Linked DNA regions of Homo sapiens: regions 2 and 3 are each linked to region 1. A link is an interaction called in ENCODE POLR2A ChIA-PET data of the cell type or tissue named here. Cell type or tissue: MCF 10A. All regions are shown on one strand. Each heading gives the region's core, and the rest is flanking DNA. Links, peaks and the distances in the headings are about the cores only. Region 1 has its middle 110 kb from the start of MTAP. Region 2 has its middle 160 kb from the start of CDKN2B. Region 3 overlaps MTAP (methylthioadenosine phosphorylase).

Evidence for each region. ChIA-PET counts read pairs that join two places held together with the same protein. Peaks named below come from ENCODE experiments on the same cell type or tissue, not always from the same donor. Only the 100,000 strongest peaks of a DNase experiment are listed, where the experiment ranks them.
Region 2: POLR2A ChIA-PET joins it to region 1 with 5 read pairs; 1 of 35 experiments calls an interaction of 5 or more read pairs at or near these places.
Region 3: POLR2A ChIA-PET joins it to region 1 with 26 read pairs; 1 of 35 experiments calls an interaction of 5 or more read pairs at or near these places.

The regions. Positions count from the first base shown.
Region 1 is chr9:21,685,898-21,692,306 of GRCh38, forward strand. No RefSeq gene overlaps it. Among named protein-coding and RNA genes, the nearest start is that of MTAP, 110 kb to the right of the region's middle. In MCF 10A, for the core only: no CTCF peak of the experiment used is centred there; DNase peaks (open chromatin) are centred at 2,484 and 3,004.
Region 2 is chr9:22,166,722-22,173,130 of GRCh38, forward strand. No RefSeq gene overlaps it. Among named protein-coding and RNA genes, the nearest start is that of CDKN2B, 160 kb to the left of the region's middle. In MCF 10A, for the core only: no CTCF peak of the experiment used is centred there; DNase peaks (open chromatin) are centred at 2,730 and 3,630.
Region 3 is chr9:21,851,568-21,857,976 of GRCh38, forward strand. MTAP (methylthioadenosine phosphorylase) reads left to right here. Exons shown (of 8, transcript NM_002451.4): 6 at 3,064-3,303. Among named protein-coding and RNA genes, the nearest start is that of MTAP, 52 kb to the left of the region's middle. In MCF 10A, for the core only: no CTCF peak of the experiment used is centred there; a DNase peak (open chromatin) is centred at 3,254.

The sequences.
Region 1 (6,409 bases), core at 1,115-5,114:
CTGGCAGATAGCAGATCTGAGGTTTTGCCAGTGACTTTTGGGGGTCTGCCTGAAAATCACCTACTTAGGTGCTTCAGACAACTGAGACAGGTGATGAAGGTCCCCTGCAACTCCTGCCTTACCTGATTTCCTGAATACTTGTGGCAGTTTCCCTGATTTTCTTGTCTTACAATGTTTTGTAAACCCTAAATTAAATTTCCTGATTGAATAGCTAAAGAGGTTTCTGTTTTAGACTAAACCCTACTTGTCACATACTTCGAAGGGGCAAAGAATATATCCAAATAATTCACCTTTCATAAATTATTAAGAATCTATTTTTATGTAAGAATTCATCTTTTTCAAACGTTTATATTTTCATTATGTACCAATTCTTGTGGCAATGACTTACAAAATTTACTATGGAGTCATGAAATGTATTTCATGCTTCTCATGACATCTGTTGTATATTAACATATGTTCATCTATCCTATGTCCTTGAAGAGTGCTATATGTTTGGTCTGTTCTTATGTCAGAGAACACAAAAATACACACACCCACAACCTGAATTTTAGTTTGTAAATTTAGTGGCTTTGTCTGAAGCTTTTCTGAGCAAAGAGTAGAAGGAGAGAGAGAAATGACCTGAATTCTTAAGAATAGCATCCAAAATTTTGACTCATATAGGCCAGAGTAAAGGGGAAAGGTGAGTCTTTCAGAGAAAACATAATCTTCGTGAATTAACTTTTTTCCTTCACAAAGATCAGGCTTAATCTTTGCTCCCTCTTGCCTCTCTCATATTTATTTTCATTTCCCAATCAGCAAAGGAAATATGCTTAATTTTAGACTTAACCTGAAGCTCAACATTGTGGGTAAGGGGACTTGTTCTGAGCAGTTTAAATTCTAAGGCCTCATGATTATTGAATAAACACTGAATGAAAATAGAGCGACTAAAATATCATGAGATTAATAAGTTTGACATGATTGTGTACGCTTTAGTTTGCTTATGTAGGACATTATAACTGAAAGAAATGCTCTGCAATTTTGTGGATGATGTCATTTGATTATTTGACTTTCCTAGAAAGGAATAATTTAGATGTTCACTGCCCAAACTATATCATCTCTCTTTCCTTCAGGGTGTGCTATAAGATTTTCAGTGTAAATAAGATGTCAAAAATTGGAAGCCCAAACCACAGAACAAAGATGGCTTGCAGATTCATCTATGTATTCAGTCCTTCATTTAAAAAATCATTAATGAAGTTTCTACTATATGCCAGCCTCTGTTCTAGGCACTGGGGACATAGCCATGAGCAAAATAAACTAAAATCTCTGTCTTCGAGTAGTTTACATTCTATTGTTGGAAGAGATAGAAAACAAATCCAATAAATAAAATTCATAATATTAGAGGAAGACAAGTGTTTTTGAACAAAATCAAGTTGGGAGGAAGTGTGGGGAGAGGATACGATTTCAAATAGGGTGGTCAAGGAAGGTCTCACTGAGGTGAAGACATTTAATAAAAGACATGAAGGAGATGAAGGAATGAGCTATGTGGCTATGTAGGGAAAGGGTGCTCCTGATGAGGAAAGTGCTGGTGCAGTGGCCTTGAGACAGGAGAGTGCACTGCACAGCTCAGGAACAGCTGGGTCAATGTGGTGGTGACAGAGGGAGTGAGAGATTGGTAGGAGGCTTGTAGGAAGGAGGTTAGAGAAGTAGCAAACACCTGTTTGTAGCCATTATGAAGACTTGGGAAATGTGTTCTGCTAATCCAAACACAGTTTAAAAGTAATGTATTTTATAACATCTGATTTCTGATACCCCTAAGATTTGGCATTACTACATTGTACATTACCACATTATGACAACAAAGCTGAGCAGTAGTTGCCCCTTGATATGGTTTCAGGGCTTTCCAGTACTTCTTTTTTTTTTTTTTAAGACAAGATCACACTCTGTCACTCAGACTGGAGTGCAATGGCACAATCTCAGCTCACTACAACCTCCGCCTCTCAGGCTCAAGCCATCCTCCCTTCTCAGCCTCTTGAGTACCTGGGACTACAGGTGCATGTCACTACACCTGGCTAATTTTCGTATTTTCCATAGAGATAGGGTTTCACCATGTTGCCCAGGCTGGTTTTGAACTCCTGGGCTCAAGCAATTTGCCGGGCTCAAGCGATTTGCCTGCCTCAGCCTCTCAAAGTGCTGGGATTACAGGCATGAGCCACCGTGCCCGGCCTCCAGTGCTTCCTATTTCCGATATTCTCACACTTGGCCTGCTTTATTAGGACCTAAATTGATTTTTGTTTTGTGTCTTTATAAATGAGGGGTCAATTGGCAGCTGCCTTAGTCGCTTCACAGCCAAAGCATTGATGGAATGACTCTAGGCCTTGGGAGATACAGTCCTGGCAAGCGGCTCCTTTTGGCTCCCTTTGGAGTCCACATTGTTCTATGAATGACCACAAGCCACATGTATTAATACATGACAAAATTTGCTGTCTCATCACAGCACTACACATCCAAGTGTCTGCCATCTGCGCACTCAGGAATACATGTGGCTCTGGGCCCGGACATCATCGACTCAGTTGTTTTAGTTTCACTTTGGACATTCAGAGCTGCCTTTTGATATGAGGTGAGGTTTTTAAAACAGTTTGTTTTTGTATTCAGAGTTCAGTTTTATTTAACAGATAACATTGGGGAATAGAGTTTAGTTGTGTATCCACGTATATGTGTGTGGTTGACATGAACAAGGAGAGAGAGTAAAAGAAAGGGTGTAGTCCATGATCCAATCAAAATAAAATATACTGACTCTTTCACATTTGTGGCACATTTGATCCTCTGCTAACTACCAATATCCAGGATTTGATCTGGACTGGTTGGAAAATCCACAAGGTCTAAAAATGATCAAATGTCCTCTCTATGGATGATTTTCTTTTCTTAAATATATTACAAAATATATTTATCCACACCTCATGACTCAGAAGCTATTATATTTTCATCTTCCTGATTCTGGTAGCCAACAGTTAGGGTTGAGTCAGTCAAATGTTTCCAAAATGAGTTACAGAATGTACACTTAATCATAATAAATGTCATTGTATACAGCAGACTTGTTCTGGGGCAGTACCAACTTGTGCCTGGGACATTTATGTATTTCGAGATGTTTTTAATTAAATGAACATGAGTAAGAATTACTTTTATAGCTAACCTGACCCATAATAAGTCTGCTTTAAAGAATAATATTTAGATCATAGTTTAGAAAATTCAAGTTGAAAACTTCAGAGTAAATTTAACTCAAAAGCATTTAAGGTGACAAAGAGACATGGATATTTAATAATTTCTTTAAAATGATTCAGGTGGATAACGGATTCACCCTCAAATGACTGGCTTTGATACTTCTCCCCTTGAGTGAGAAAAATGCTTAAAAGAGCAGGAACTGCATTTTAAACTGGTTGTAAAAGGGGTTCCTGGTTTGTTTAGGAATTACGGTTTCTCCAGCTCAGCAAGAGCTGAGCCACCAAACTTACAGAAAGAGACTCCACAGTGTAAAACACTAAAATAACAGGTTCTCACTGGGTATGAGTAAAAGTAAAGGTAATTGCAGCTATGGCTACAGTAAAAGTAAGCAGAAAACTGAACGTTTAGCAAATGAATACACTGTAAATTGTCCATTTGAAAAATGCAAGACATATTTGTTACAATTCAGTGTCCACTGTTGACTTCCTAGGTTGGATTTCGTGGGAGAGAGACCCAGAGCCAGAGATTTGTGTACTGGAAGTTTATTGTGGGACTTTTGGGAGTAAGACCCAGGAGAGAGTGAAGGAAGAACTGGCAGAGAAAGAAGCTGATCTGCAATTCAGTAGCAATGAAGGCCACAGTCAGTCCTTTGGGGAGCTCTGGAGCTGGGATGGCCTTTCAGAATTGTCCTAAATTGAGGCAAGGAGCTCTCTTTGGCCAAAGGCATTTCTGAGGCAGGGACACATTTGTAAACCTTCAACAGCTAATGTGGCAGCTGGGGCAATAAATGTCTCAGTCATGAATAGGAAATTTGGGGAGGGTATTCAGCATCCACTACAGTTAATATAGTTTCATCCTTCAAAGACAAGAGAAGCTATGGCAGTCAAAATGGTAAATGATGCATAGACCTCACTGGATTAATACCACATACTATCACAGGAAATAGGGTATGTTGTGTAATTTGGATGCCGAAAACCTGAGATCAAATTTCAGCTTGATCATTTATTAGCTGCAGACAAGATGAGCTACATAATTTTTAGGGCCTATTACAAAATGAAAATGTGGAGTCCCTTATTAAAAAGGTAGAAAAAGAGTGCCATTAAAAGTACTAAAATGAAATCTTTTTTCTTCCTTTGACAGACCATCTTCAGCTTCTTATGGTGTTTTTATTTGTTATTTAATGTTCTAAATAAAGAAGATTTTAATTTAAATTATTGGCATGAATTTTATCATTTCATCATATATCTTTATATTGAGCAATACCAGTTTGAAATGCATATATAAGAGCATTTAGTTTGAATACACCCATGTATTTTATTCTTACCAGAACAGTGAAAACACTGCACTACTTCAACTGTTTTATTTCATTTCTTGATATAGAACACTCACATTCTGCCAACACTCTCTCCTTTCAACTTATGAATAAATAAGGAAAGACTTTTTAAAAAGTGTGCATTGCCCTATCTTTCCTTTTCCTTCTGTGTTATAATTTTCAGCATAAAGGATTGGCTCGTACAGGGAAGTAACATGAGTATAAAAGATTTCTTTGTCGTTTGTGTTACTTAGCACACTATTGCCCTCTTTTTGCATTTAAAGCAAATTCTGGTTTGAATAGTAAGCTTGCTCAGTCATAGATATGACACACTTACTTTGTACTGATTTTTGGTTTTACTGACCTCACACATTCCACAACAGAATTCTGTGCTCATGGGATGGGAAAGAGCACACACTATGTGTAGCCCATCTGCTTATGCATATGTTCCCTTGTCCCATCTAACTTCACTTACAAAAAACAACTTCTATGCAGCTGCGCAGGTGACATCACTGACACTGACTATGAAGTTGACTCTAGCTAGGGGACTTTGTAAATCATCCAATCCCTCTGAGCCTCAGTTTCCTAATCTGCAAAATTGGGATAATTATACTTAGCGTGCAAATTTAAACAATTACCTGAGAACCTAAAGAGACAATATATGTAAAATAGTTATACAAGGGGAGAAGAAAACTAATGTATACTGAGCTTCTGAGTCCCACTTCGGCTATTCCAAAATACTTGCCTCAAGATCACTCCAGACACACTTTATCCCTTGAGCCTTTGTAGATTTCTTAGTCTTAGGAAATAATTTCAGCCTCTCTGAGCCCCTTCACCTGGTATTACTAACTCATTGTCAAATTCTACCTTTGATGTCACTTAATTTAACAAATGTGTATTAAGCACCTAATATGTGCCATGTGGTATGCTAGGGGGCAGAATGGGGTTAAAGTTAGCAACCATTCTCAAGACTGGTTAATTTCCCCTCTCCTTTGAACTTACCTCTGTCATAGCATGTATCACACTATGTTATATTGCCTGTTTGTAGGTCTGCATCCCAACTATACTGTCTCCTTGATCTCCATCATAGCTGTAGTACATACACTGTGCCTGGTATGTAGTAGATACTCACTAAATTTTTTTTATTGGCTGAATGAATACCAGCCATTATTGGAATGCAAGGTAAAGAGGTTGATCAGCAGTTGAAAGGATGACCTGGATGAGGAGAGAGGAATGAACTGAAGAAATAAATTTGGATAAGAAATAAATGTCTTAGCATATAGGCTACAGAAGTCATGGAAATAGAGGAGACTTTCCAGGGAGGGTATGTATAAGGAGGAAGAAACCTGGGATGGAGCCTAAGCAACATGTACATATCAGGAGAGACATAGGCGGAAGGACCTGGGAAGAAGACTAAATCAGTGCTCACGGGGAGGTAGATGAAGGATCAGAAGAAGGTGTGATATCTGAGAAATTAGATGAACTCATTGATTTTGGTGATTAAAAGATGTTATAGATATAATAAAAGTAATTTCAGTGTTCAAAATGAAGTTGATTAAAGAGTGAATATGATTTCAGGAGGATGTCAAATTAGGTTCATTGCACCATTTGCATGAAGACAGAAATATTTAGGGTCCTTGATAACAGAACTTGTATAGAATCTTAACTATTCTTGTGACTTCAATGGGAGAAATTGCAAAAAGCAAAGAAAAGTGGAAAAGAAGAGGTCCTTAGAAATGTTCAAACTTGAGGGCAATTGAAAGAACAGTCTACAATTAGCAAGAGTAATTAAGAAGTGATAACTGGATCTAAGTAGACTGAAGTTCAACAAATGTGTCACCTTTAAAGTAAGCAATAAGTTATGAAAGAGAGGCAGGAAGGATGGGGTGTTCATAGAAC
Region 2 (6,409 bases), core at 846-4,845, 480 kb after region 1:
AGACTACAATTAAAACATGGGTAAAAAATATAATCAGACAATTTAATGCAGAAGACATACAAATGGCTTTTTATTAAAATATTTAAACCCATTTTGTAAAGAAAACATTAATTACAATAAGCTGTACTTTATAAAAATAGAATGGATGTTTCAAGATACATATATCTAATTTTGGTCATGGTATAGTGAAATGGACGCATATATATTGGTGGGACTATAATTTTGTGCAAACTTTCTGGAATGTATTTTTAAAATAGTTTTTAAGAACCTCAAAGAGGCCGGGAGCTGTGGCTCATGACTGTAATTCCAGCACTTTGGGAGGCAGAGGTGGGTGGATTGCTTGAGCCCAGGAGTTTGAGACCAGCCAGGGCAACATAGTGAAACCCTGTCTCTACAAAAAATACAAAAATTAGCTGGATGTAGAGGTATGTGCCTGTACTCCAGACTACGTGGAAGGCTGAGGTCAGAGGATCTGTTGAGCCTGGCGGCAGGCCGAGGCTGCAGTTAGCTGTGATGGCACCGCTGTACTCCAGCCTGGAAAAAAGAGGGAGAATCTGTCTCAAAAAAAAAAAAAAAAAAAAAATTCCACCCCCAAAAACCACAAAACCCCAAAACAAAAAAATAAAAACCTCAAAGAACTTCATGTCTTTGACTTATAATGCTCCTTCCTTAAATATACTCTATGATTTTAGTTGAAATTTCAAACAAACAACAACAAAATATAAATATATAATGTACATATATTTGTATTTTGATATTTTAAAAAAGCTTTTTATTATTGACATTTTCCATCAACATAAAAGTAGAAAGAGTATTATAATAAATCTCTATGTACTCACTACCCAGTTTTGAAAATTGTTAATATTTTTCTAGTCTTATTTTATCTATTTTATTCTCTCTCTCTACAGGATTACCTTAAAGCAAATCCAAAGCTTCTTATTATTTTATTTGTAAGCTCTCTGTATAATAAAAGCTTTAAAAAGTAACCAAAGGCTATTATTAAGTTTAAGAGAATTGAACAAGTTTAGGCTCAAATTTCTCAATTGTCTCAAGAATGTCTTTTTTACAACTGTTTTGTTCACATTAGAATCCAAACAAGGTCTACATATTGCATGTGGTATTCATATGGCCTCTTAAGTTTCTTTCAATGTATAACAGTTTCCCCTTCCCTCTTTCTCCTGTTACTTATTTGATAAATAAATTAAGTATTTTGTCCTGTAGAATGTCTCGCATTCTAGATCTAGTTGATGGCTACTTTATGGTATCATTTGTTTTTTTCCTCCTGTATCACTCTTATTTTCCATCAGCTAGTATTTAAAGTGGAAGGATTGATTAGAGTCAGGCTCATTTCTATTTTTATTTTTTGGCAAGAATACTTTATATCTGAGATTCTGTACTCCTGTTGTACGACACCAGAAGGCATGTAACTTCTGGTTACTCCACTTTTAGTGATGTTAAGATTTATTAGTAGGTTCTGGTGAGTCCTCCATTATCGAGGTCCTCACTGAAATTTTACCTAATGGTTATAACATTCATTAGTGACTGTTTCCTAGATCTATAATTTCATTAAGATTTATAAAATGGTATTTTTCTAACTCTGTTGATTATTTCACATTAATTAGATAGTAATTTTCTGTAAAGAAAATCTTTCTCTCTCCAACAATTTTTTACCCTAAAACAGTTCATGCTGAAAAAGCATGTATACACTTGTTTTTCCCCTCTATGAATCGATTTTCAGAATAATGAGTTGGTGACCTTGCAACCTCCATCTTGTTGGTTTATGATAGAGAAAACTGGTTAATAACATAAATGTCCAAAAATAGAAGATATATTGTGGTATGCCCATGCCGGAGAGCCATGTTGTAAATATTGTGCAGTCTTTAAGTTTCAAAGAATATTTAATAACACAGAAAAATATTCAGGATAAAGTGGAAGTAAAAAACCCCAGAATATGTACATAGTGTGATTCAAATGTTATCTAAAATATATGCATTGTAGAATGCTGTCTTAGCCTCAGACACTAACATGATTATCATAGGTTTGTAAGTTTTAGGGTCTTCCAACTTGAATCTTTGTTTTCTATAGGACCTTTTATAAAATACATGATTTTTGTCATTAAAAGAAAATGTAAATTTGTTTAAAAGGAAGGTCTCTGGATGGATCATCATACATGGAGAGATTCATGGGTGTTGATCTTTGCTCCCGCTTAATTTTTAATTTTTATTATAACTTTGAACCTTATCTCCTACATCTAAACCAGTCTTCATGGTGCTAACCGAGCAACTGGATGGATTGAAAACATGCTCAATTCTGTAGATTCTGAGACATCTTTTTAGTTAAACAGAACTCTTTCTGTTGACTCACATAATAAGAATATGGTCTTATTAAGTCATACTCATCTCAATTTGACCAGTTCAGAAAACAGATAACTGAATTACCTTTGTGTCTTTGTGTGTGTGTGTGTGTGTGTGTGTGTGTGTGTGTGTATTTTATCAGCTGATCCATTGATCCATATCAGATGAAGAAATGAACCACAGTCTCAAGATTCGGTCTTCCTGCTAGGGCCAGTTTGCTTGTTGCTGATGCAATGAGTGAAAGGAACTTTGCTTGTTGCTTAGTTTTATGATGAATGAAGGGAACAAACACACTGGTTTTTACTTTTATAAATTCCCAGTGATCCCCAAGAAAGTAACTGGATCCTCCAGGAAATCCCAGTGGCCTAGTTTCTATCAGTGTAAAATAAGGATCAGATGATATGACTCATAGGGCTGTTGCCAGCAGAATGTATGTAAAATTTCTGCCACGATATTTAGCAATCAAAAAGTTTGCAACAAATGCTTGTTTTCTCTTCTCTCTTCCCAAAAATAAAAGGAAGCTGTCTTTTCCATTTTTACTATATTCTAATGTTAGAGAGCCAATTCTGGCATCAGACTGCCTAGATTCAAATCCAGCTCTACTCTTGGATTTGGGCAAGTGATATAAGTAAACTCTTTGTGACTCAGCTTTTAAATCTGAAAATTGGGATACTAATAGTGCCTACTTATAGACTGTTATGCATATTAAATGAGTTAGTGAATGTATAGTATTAAAACTTTTTCCTGGCATAAAATAGGAACTATAAGAGTATAAACTATTATCTTTTTTATCTGCCTAGTGGAAAAACATTTCCAAGCTCAAGGTTCAAGGCACCCCCTCCTTGGATGATGTAGGAGATGTACTCTGACCACTTCTTGTTTTTTACTTCTCTTTTTCTGGGTCCTATATAAACCTTCTTCTTTCTGTTGATGTATTTAATTCTTATAGCCACAAATTTAGATTTTGATAAATTAGATAAATGTTTTCTCCTGCATTATTAAGTGATTAGGATTATGTGAAGTTTGTCCCCTTTTCTTGTTGTCGTTGTAGTGGTCATGTGTGTGCCTAAGTGTCTGTGGGTGCCTGCATGTGTGAGTTGAGGTCCTGAAATATGGTATTACAGTCTCCCTGATAACTTAGGTGCAGTTGCAACTTTCCAGACATTTATTTTCTGACTAATCTTTCTTTTTGGTTAATTTCTACAGATTTTTGCTTCTGTCATGTGAAATTTTACTAGTATATTGCTCAAAAGGTAAACATGGCACTGTTCCTGGTAATGGGTGGGAATGGGATGACCTAACCTCTTCCAAATGTGTTTACAATAGAAGGATTATTAGATGAGTTTAGGAGAGGCTGCTGGATGGCTCAGAGATAGGGACAATCCACATGGATTCAAGGAAAATAATGCTTAGTTAGTATATGAGGAGCATGAGGTCCTAATGGAAGCATTACTTTCCAAATATAGGGACTGTATCAGAAAACGTTTCCTGCTCACAGTGAAATAAATAAATAGATCAAAAGTGGATATAATATACCCTCTAGGGCAGTAAGTTAAAATGATACCATAAAGTAAATTTTCAAAATGTGCTGCTGATGAGACCAAGATGGCCATCCTAATTAGTCATAGGCACCAAGGTGTTTCTCAAGTTCCCCCAAAGTGATCAGGGTGTGTGCCTTAGAAAAACAGAACAGTCATAGTTTAACACTCATATGATAATGTCATGTGGTTGAAACAGATCCAGTTATAGAAATGGAGTCTGGAAAAGTGAATGCCGATAAATAAAGCCTTTTCATCAGGCAGCCAGAAGTTCTCAGAATTCAAGGTAATTTGATTCTGAGGACAGGCCCCAGTTGACTGCATAGAAATAACTATCTAGGAAAAGGACAATTCATTCAGATACTCTACTCTATGGAAACGATTGATTAAGAGCATGCATGTCCAGCTGTTTTAATTCTGTGCTCACAAGGGCACAGACTGAGGTGCTGTTTGTTCTACTGATTGTTCATACCCAGCAGGAGAAAGTCATTTGTGCAAATGTCTGTTGATAGTGGTACTGTTAGTTGAACTTTCTATCTGGGGCAGATCACACAGGGCCTAGTTAGGCCACAGTAGCGATTTGGAGGGTTGGGAAGCCATTTGTGTATTTCAAAGGAGGAAGTGAGAGAAAAATGTGGTGCTATTTATAGATGTATAAAATGTGAAATTGGAAACATCATCTGCTTGAACTATTTTAAATTTAAAAAAGAGTCATTTGTTTTTCATTCACCAAAACTTTGGAAACCCTAAAATAGTGTGTGAATATACATGAATTGGCTTATGTGATTGAAGCCTGGAAATTCAGATAACAGTTGATATTGTAGTATTGAGCCTGAATTCCACAGGGCAAGAGGCTGGAGACTCAGCCAGGGTTTTTGTGTTGCAATCTTAAGGTGAATTTCTCCCTGTTCAGGAAACCTCAGTCTGTGCTGTTACAGCCTCCCACTGATTGGATGAGGCCCACCCACATTATGGAAGGCAACCTGCTTTACTCAAAGTCTACTAATTAAATGTTAATTGTATCTAAAAAATAGCATCACAGCAACATCTAGCCTGGTGTTTGACAAAACACTTGGCACCGTCAACTAGCCAGATTGACACAGAAAATTAACCATTCCAGATAATAAAGAATTTATGATATCACCCTCAGTTTAGAGGTGACTTTGTTAGCCAGGAAAGGCAATTGACTGTTTTTGTTTTAGGCCTGCAATCAGTAAGAGAGAGGACCGCTCTTCTTATCAGCTTCACACTTGGAAGGGGAGGCATAAGATAGCTAGAGCACTTTATAGCCCCTTGGAAGTCTAAGGTGATAAGCATGATTATTTGAACACAACCCTTTTTGTCCTATTATCACGCAACCTTTTTATTGTGTGATAAGTCAGTGATAAGGGCTGATGTCCCCTAACTTCATTATTGACATTAAAGAAACTTACTAATTGATGTTTTTATTAATTTGCTAATTAAAAAATGAATGCCTTCATTGCTAGTGAACAATCTTTTCTTCTTAGAAGGCAATATTTACAAAACCCATATGACCATGTTTAAAGAAGATGAAAAAGAATATTGGAATGAATTTTGGAAGGTCGTTAACAATTTTGTTTGAGGACAGAAAAGGGAGCGTTTCCTTCTTACTTTCTAGTTTTAGAAGTCTTTCCCTGTACATTGTGGAGTCATGGTGATAAATATACCATGGTTGGTGATAAATATACCATGGTTGGTGATAAATATACCAAACAACAGAGAAACCTAATATATATACAGCCCCAAGCTTATTAAATATCACCTAAGATTGACAAGAAAAAAACTAGTTTCTTAGAAAAAAATGGTATTTATTTACTTATTACTTTTTTTTTTCTTTTAAAGAGACAAGATCTTGTTCTATTGTCTGGGCTGGAGTATAGTGAAATGATCATAGCTCACTGTAGCCTCCAACTCCTTGGCTCAAATGATCCTCTCACCTCACCCTCCTGAGTTGCTGGGACTACAGCTGTGTGCCATCATATCCAGCTATATTTTTTATTTTTTGTAAAGGTGGAGTCTCACTATGTTGCCCAGGCTGGGCTTGAACTCCTGGGCTCAAGCGATCCTCCCACCTCAGCCTTCCAAGTAGCTGGGACTACAAGTGTTTGCCACCATGCCCAGCTAAATTTTAAAATTTGTTTGGAGGTGGGGTCTTGTTATGTTGCCCCAGCTGGCTCATTATTTAATTATAAGACAGTTAAAGGTCACTTTGTGATGCATTATTTGAAACAAAAATAATCATAACGATTTCTAATGATTTTCCATAAATTTTAATTTAAACTCTGACTCAAATTCATTCAGATCAAGTTTCAATAAAATAAATAGCATCAAGAGCAAATGGTGTATTATCAATTGATAGTGTCCAGTGCTAATAAACATGAGTTTGAGTCTGACATGAGCCATTTGGTTTCAAGGCCTATGCTTTAGGTTACATTCCAAGGTTTTAGCCTATGTTTCCACCCCTCTGAAATATATCCTTAGCCACTAAGGGAACGT
Region 3 (6,409 bases), core at 1,579-5,578, 170 kb after region 1:
TTTGAAGATTATGTATGATCTCAGGAGATGTGTATGGATTCATGTGGACTTGTGATGGTTAACACTGAGTGTTAACTTGATTGGATTGAAGGATACAAAGTATTGATCCTGGGTGTGTCTGTGAGGGTGTTGCCAAAGGAGATTGACATTTGAGTCAGTGGGCTGGGAAAGGCTGACCTAGCCTTAATCTGGGTGGGTACAATCTAATCAGCTGCCAGCATGGCTAGGATATAAGCAGGCAGAAAATTGTTAAAAGAGAGACTAGCCTAGTCCCCCAGTCTACATCTTTCTCCCATGCTGGATGCTTCCTGCCCTCCAACATCAAACTCCAAGTTCTTCAGTTTTGGAACTTGGACTGTCTCTCCTTGCTCCTCAGCCTGCAGATGGCCCATTGTGGGACCTTGTGATCATGTGAGTTAATACTTAATAAACTCCCCTTTATTAGTTATGTCCCTCTAGAGAACTCTGACTAATACAATGGAATACTACTTAGCCATAAAAAAGAACAAAATGATGGCATTTGCAGCAACCTGGATGGAGTTGGAGACCATTATTCTCAGTGAAGTAACTCGGGAATGGAAAACTAAATATCGTTATGTCCTCATTTGTAAGTGGGAGCTAAGCTATGGGGATGCAAAGGCATAAGAATGATATAATAGGGCCGGGCGCAGTGGCTCATGCCTATAATCCCAGCACTTTGGGAGGCCGAGGTGGGTGGATCACAAGGTCAGGAGTTCAAGACCAGCCTGGCCAAGATGGTGAAAGGGGTCTCTACTAAAATACAAAGAAAAGAATTAGCTGGCCGTGGTGGCGGGTGCCTGTAATCCCAGCTAATCAGGAGGCTGAGCCAGAGAACTGCTTGAACCCGTGAGGCAGAGGTTGCAGTGAGCCAAGATCGCACTAATGCATTCCAGCGTGGGCGACAGAGTGAGACTCCATCTCAAAAAAAAAAAAAAAAATGATGTAATGGACTTTGGGGCCTCTGGGGGAAGTGGGAGAGGAGAATCAGGGATAAAAGACTACACATTGGGTATAGTGTACATTTCTTGGGTGACAGGTGCATCAGAATCCCAGAAATCACTACTAAAGAACTTATATACATCACAATAAACCACTTGCTCCCCAAAAACTATTGAAATGAAAAAAAAAAAAAAGCCTGGTAATAATGGTTTCCCTTGGGAAGGGACAGTGGTTTTCCTTGTACTATTTAAGTTTTGTACCATGTACAAATACGTGTTCCAAAAGCAGTGTTACTTCTATTCATTTTAGGAGTTAATATGAAAGTCCTGACATTAAATCTGTTTAGGCTGGTGATCTAATATTGCTAGTTCCTTGGTGAGGGTTGTGGTACTTTCACTACCACATCCGTCTGTTTAGTAGTTCAGTGATTACACGAGGTAAGAAAATGAAATCATCTTAAACTCAGACCTGGACCTTGACCCTGTATTTGATATTTTTTGCTGCCTTAAGATAGTGTTAGCTGTTCTTGAAGGAATGCAAAATGCTGGTTCAGGTGGCTGACATATATTCATAGCCTCCATTTCTTCCTCCTCCTCATAAGCATGGTACCTATCTCCCAAAGTGCCAGAGTGACAGTGAGGACTTGTCAAGAGCCATTCATCTCTAGAAGCACTGTGAACTTTAGCCAAGCATATGGTTCAGTTATTCAGGATCTTTAAAGACATTATTGAACCAGCGGGAGTGGGCTTGTTATGTCTTAACTTTAGGGGGGAAAAGGGGGTGGGGTAGAGATTTAGGCTTTTGCATTTATAACATATACTTTTTAGGGAAAAGTGTTAATTAAGCATAATTTTATTTTCAGCATTTATAAGATAAACATGATGTAGCATCAACTGTTCATTGTCCATAGCTTGCTAAATTTTGAGTTGCCAAGACTCTTGTGAAAATTCTGTTTCCCATTGCAGTGGCATAGTGTAAGTTATTTTTTAAGGAAATAGGTTAATTTGTTTATGTGATGAACACATGTGCAGGTGAGACTTTGCCCAGATTGGAGACTTTGACTTTGAGTCACTCCACTTTATTTATATAGTATCCCAGGAAGGTTAGCCAAATATGTGTAGAAGCTGCCAGTATTAATGATTGTTAGAAGACCAGCTTAGTGCATACAGTGTTTACAGCGCACCTGGCATGCTTCTATGCTTGTATATACCTTAGTTCATTTAATCTTCCTCATACAATTGAATTATGCGATATCATTATTCTCAATTTACACTTGAGAAAACTAAGGCATACAGAGATGATTTTTCAACAGTGCTTCAGTAAGTTAACAGTTAAGTTGAAAAGACTTTTTTTTAATTAAAAGGGAATATTGAATAAGCTAAGAAAAAATGAAGGTAATTAATAACTTGAAGATTAGATGTGCAGTATTAAATAAAACACTGGAGAAAAGGATCGAACTTTTCAATGATGTTTCTAAAAATCCATGCCTAGCCTTGCCACTAAAGGAATTCCAAGATGTTTATCCCTGTGAACAGAAAAACAATCAGCACAACTCTGTGGAAAGGCAATAGGCAAAAGAGAAATCACTTTCTAACCAGCAAAAGCTTTTACAGAAGTCTTCAGATTCTGTATTTTTAAAAGTAATGAGAATTAACTTTTCAGAAGCCTGGAAATAGAACTCAACACACCTGTTTGAGAAGATAAGCGACGAGAGGCACCTTAGCTTAGCCTGCGAGGTTAAAAGTTAAGACTCCAGTCTGTATTCTCAAACCAGCTTAGTCTCTTAAAGTTGTTAAGAAGCAAATGAGATTAAAGCATATAAACAAATGCCTGGCGAGTAGAAAGAGCTCAGTGCTTGCTTGTGTAGCTATTAGTTTCTACATGCAAAGGGCTGGGGAAACAGGATTATGTGAATGAGAAAGGGTCCAGGAAACACCCTTCTGTGGTCCTCTAGGTTTTTTCTGAGAGCCTGGCAGATAGTAGGCATTTATTATAGTGACAAATCATCTTTAAGAAATCAACTTGGTAAACATTGGGGGGAAGTGCAGCCTTAAGTTGTGCATGTGCTAGTATGTTTTGAAGTTTCTGGTTTTTCTTTTCTAGGTTCTTATAGAGACTGCTAAGAAGCTAGGACTCCGGTGCCACTCAAAGGGGACAATGGTCACAATCGAGGGACCTCGTTTTAGCTCCCGGGCAGAAAGCTTCATGTTCCGCACCTGGGGGGCGGATGTTATCAACATGACCACAGTTCCAGAGGTGGTTCTTGCTAAGGAGGCTGGAATTTGTTACGCAAGTATCGCCATGGCGACAGATTATGACTGCTGGAAGGAGCACGAGGAAGCAGTAGGTGGAATTCTTTTCTAAGCACATATAGCATGGGTTTCTGGGTGCCAATAGGGTGTCTTAACTGTTTGTTTCTATTACGTTAGTTTCAGAAAGTGCCTTTCTACAAGGTTTTGAAGTTGTTAATATTTTCTGTAGTTCCATTGGAAGGTAAGAACAAAGATCAAAGGAAAGAAAGAGACACTTTTACCCAAGGATCAGTAGTGAAAATAGTACATTGTAGGCAGGTAGATGTGTTGAGAATCATACTAAGACTTGGGCCTTATTTTCAGGATAAAGGTGTATTTTGATTGCCAATTTCTGCTGCTATGCTACTGTTTTTTGTTTTCAAGAAGGAAAAAAATCTATTAACCCTTTCCTCATGAGAGGGCTGTATGTTCACATCCATCTATTTAACGTACCGTGGCTGGATACTCTGTTCAGCATAGAAATGTGACAACAAACAGAGAAGTCCTTAAGGAGCCGACATTCTGTCGGATGGAGATAGAAGTTAAGCAAACCAATATAAGAAAGCTAACGGTTATAAAGAAATAGAATGGTGAGGTACAAGGGTACACTAGGTCAACTGAATAGAGTTGACCAGACCAAATATTTGAAGTATGAGAAGCCTTCCTGTTTTAAGTGTGATGGGCAAGAAGGGCATGATTGAGTAGAGTGGAAAGGAGGGAGACTGGGGAGAAGGGAGAGAGAGGAGGGATGCAATACAGTAGGGCCAGGCCATACAGACCATGGTAAGGGTTTCAGATGGAAGGACAGTGAGGGGTTCAGGCAGGGAAGGCAGCAGGATCCAGCTGGAATTTGAGGACACTGGAACAATGAGGTCAGCTTCCAAAACAAAACAAAACAAAACTTTAAACATCTGTGTAAGTACAGGGTGGAATATAATGAATTCCAGGTACCCATCACTTAGGTTCCACAATTAGCCATGGCCAATCTTGTGTGATAGGTATGTCCCTACCTATTTCTCCCCTGCCCTCATTGTGAAGTAAATATTTTCCTAAAAGGTCTTTTTAAAATTAAGTTATAACCATGCCATCATTGTACAAAAATAATGATATTAATTTCTTAATATAATCAAATATTCAGACTATTCCTTTTTCCTTCAGTCTCATAATTTTTAACAATTTGATCAAATCAGAATCCCTTACAATCCATATGTTGTATTTTAATGATTACCTCTTGTCTCTTTTAATCTAATTTTCACCTCTTTCTCTTTTTATTCCTTGTGTTACTTGAATAAACTAGATCGTTCGTCCTGTCATTTATCTCATTTTAAGATAAAGGGACGACAAAACTGCAGTCACTTTTGAAGTAAGGAAAACATTTAGGGGTGACTTTCTGAGCACATTTAGGGTAAGTGACATCTCCAAAGAGGCCTAATATTGTACCACCGTTTTAGAGAGTTTGTTTTACTATCTAATGTGTACAGTGTTTTGGGTCATAGATGAACACAGGTTCTTTGTTTTTCATGAATTCCTTATGATGACTCTTCAGTGTAATAAACTGTTTGCTTAGTACTAGGATGCCTTTTATGTAAGAGATTCGCAAATTATTACATTAAGTCACAACATAATATCTTATTTGGCAGCTTTGGTAACCTAAGGAACAACTCAGCCTCGTAATGTCAAGAAGCTGCTTCCAATTAATAGGAAACTCCAGCCCCTGCCACACCCTGAGAGCGGTTTGCTTCCTGCCTGTGGCTTTCTGCTCAGTCTAATAACATATGTCTCCTCCTTTGTAGAACCAGCAGTGATTTCCTTTAGTAGCCAAATGAGGTTGGGGAAATAGTCAGCTGGAGCTACTTTATTGAAAAGCAGAGAAATTAAGCTCTGTAAGTGGAAAGGCTTGAAGACAGTGTTAAATGCTACAAGGAAGGCCCACAGAAAGATGGCATTATTTCAGCCAATCGTGTGTTGCAGCCTGGCATGGCAAAAAGGATTTGGAGTTCTCTAAACCCATCTTCAGATTTGAGTTGCTCCATTTGCTTGTCACATTGGGCGAGTTATTTCACTTGTTTACTCTTCTGTAGAATGAAGCCAGGGCTCTGGGTGAGGAGTGGAGGTTGTTTAGTCATTGTTTAGTCAGTTAGACCTTGAAAGATTACTGGAAGAATTAAACCAAATGAGATATGTAAAAAAGCTAGTATAATGCTGGCTTGTAAGAGGGTGGTCATCAGATGGTGGCTCTGATGGAGTGGGGGGCCTGAGAGGTGGGTAGTATCAGGGAAAAGCATTTAAACTGCACCTTGAAGAGAGGGTTTATTTTGGGAAGGTCAGTAGGAAGGACATTTTGGGTGAAGCCCAACAGCTGGAACAAAGAGAAGGGAGGTCAGTGTCTATACAGAAATAACCAGTCACAGGAAAAATATATAAGGAAATGAGTAAATACAAGGCAAATTTCTTGGATGCTTCATGTCTGCATTCAAAGACTCAGCTTAAAACATATCATTTACATGTGCCTGGCAGATACCCAGCCTGTCACTGCTTTGTGTTCCCATAGTAGTGCAAACTCCCCTCTGCTACAGTGTTCATCATTTTTTCCTATACACATCTTGGTGTTTGTGGGTGGGATCTGGACTATGCTTAAGGAAATAGAAAGATGTAATCCTTGTGTCCCTGAATGCTGGATTTCTTCGAAGCATAGGAAGGCATGTCAAGTACTCTATCTCTGATGGTAATTTTGTGTTCACTTTCTTCAACTTTTTCTTATGAAGCTATTTTAGTCATATACAGAAGTAGCTAATAGCACGAGCTTCCATGAATTCAGCATCTAGCTTCAACCATTATATTAACTTACAACCAATATGATTATTACTCCCATCAATAATTTTATCCATAAACACTTCAGGAGGTATCTAACATGAGCACATTATCATTTTCATTCTCCAATAATAATTCTTTAATATACCCAGCCAGAATTTAAATTTCTGGTTAAATGCCTTAAATTATTCTTTTGGTTGCAAGCTTTTTATGAAGGAACCAGATCATTTGTCCTGTTGAGTTTCCCACAGTCTGAATTGCTGAAATCATCTCCTTGGAGTAGTTTAATAGGCTTCTCTGTCCTCTGTATTGTCTATAAATTGGTAGCTAGATTTAGAAATTTAATC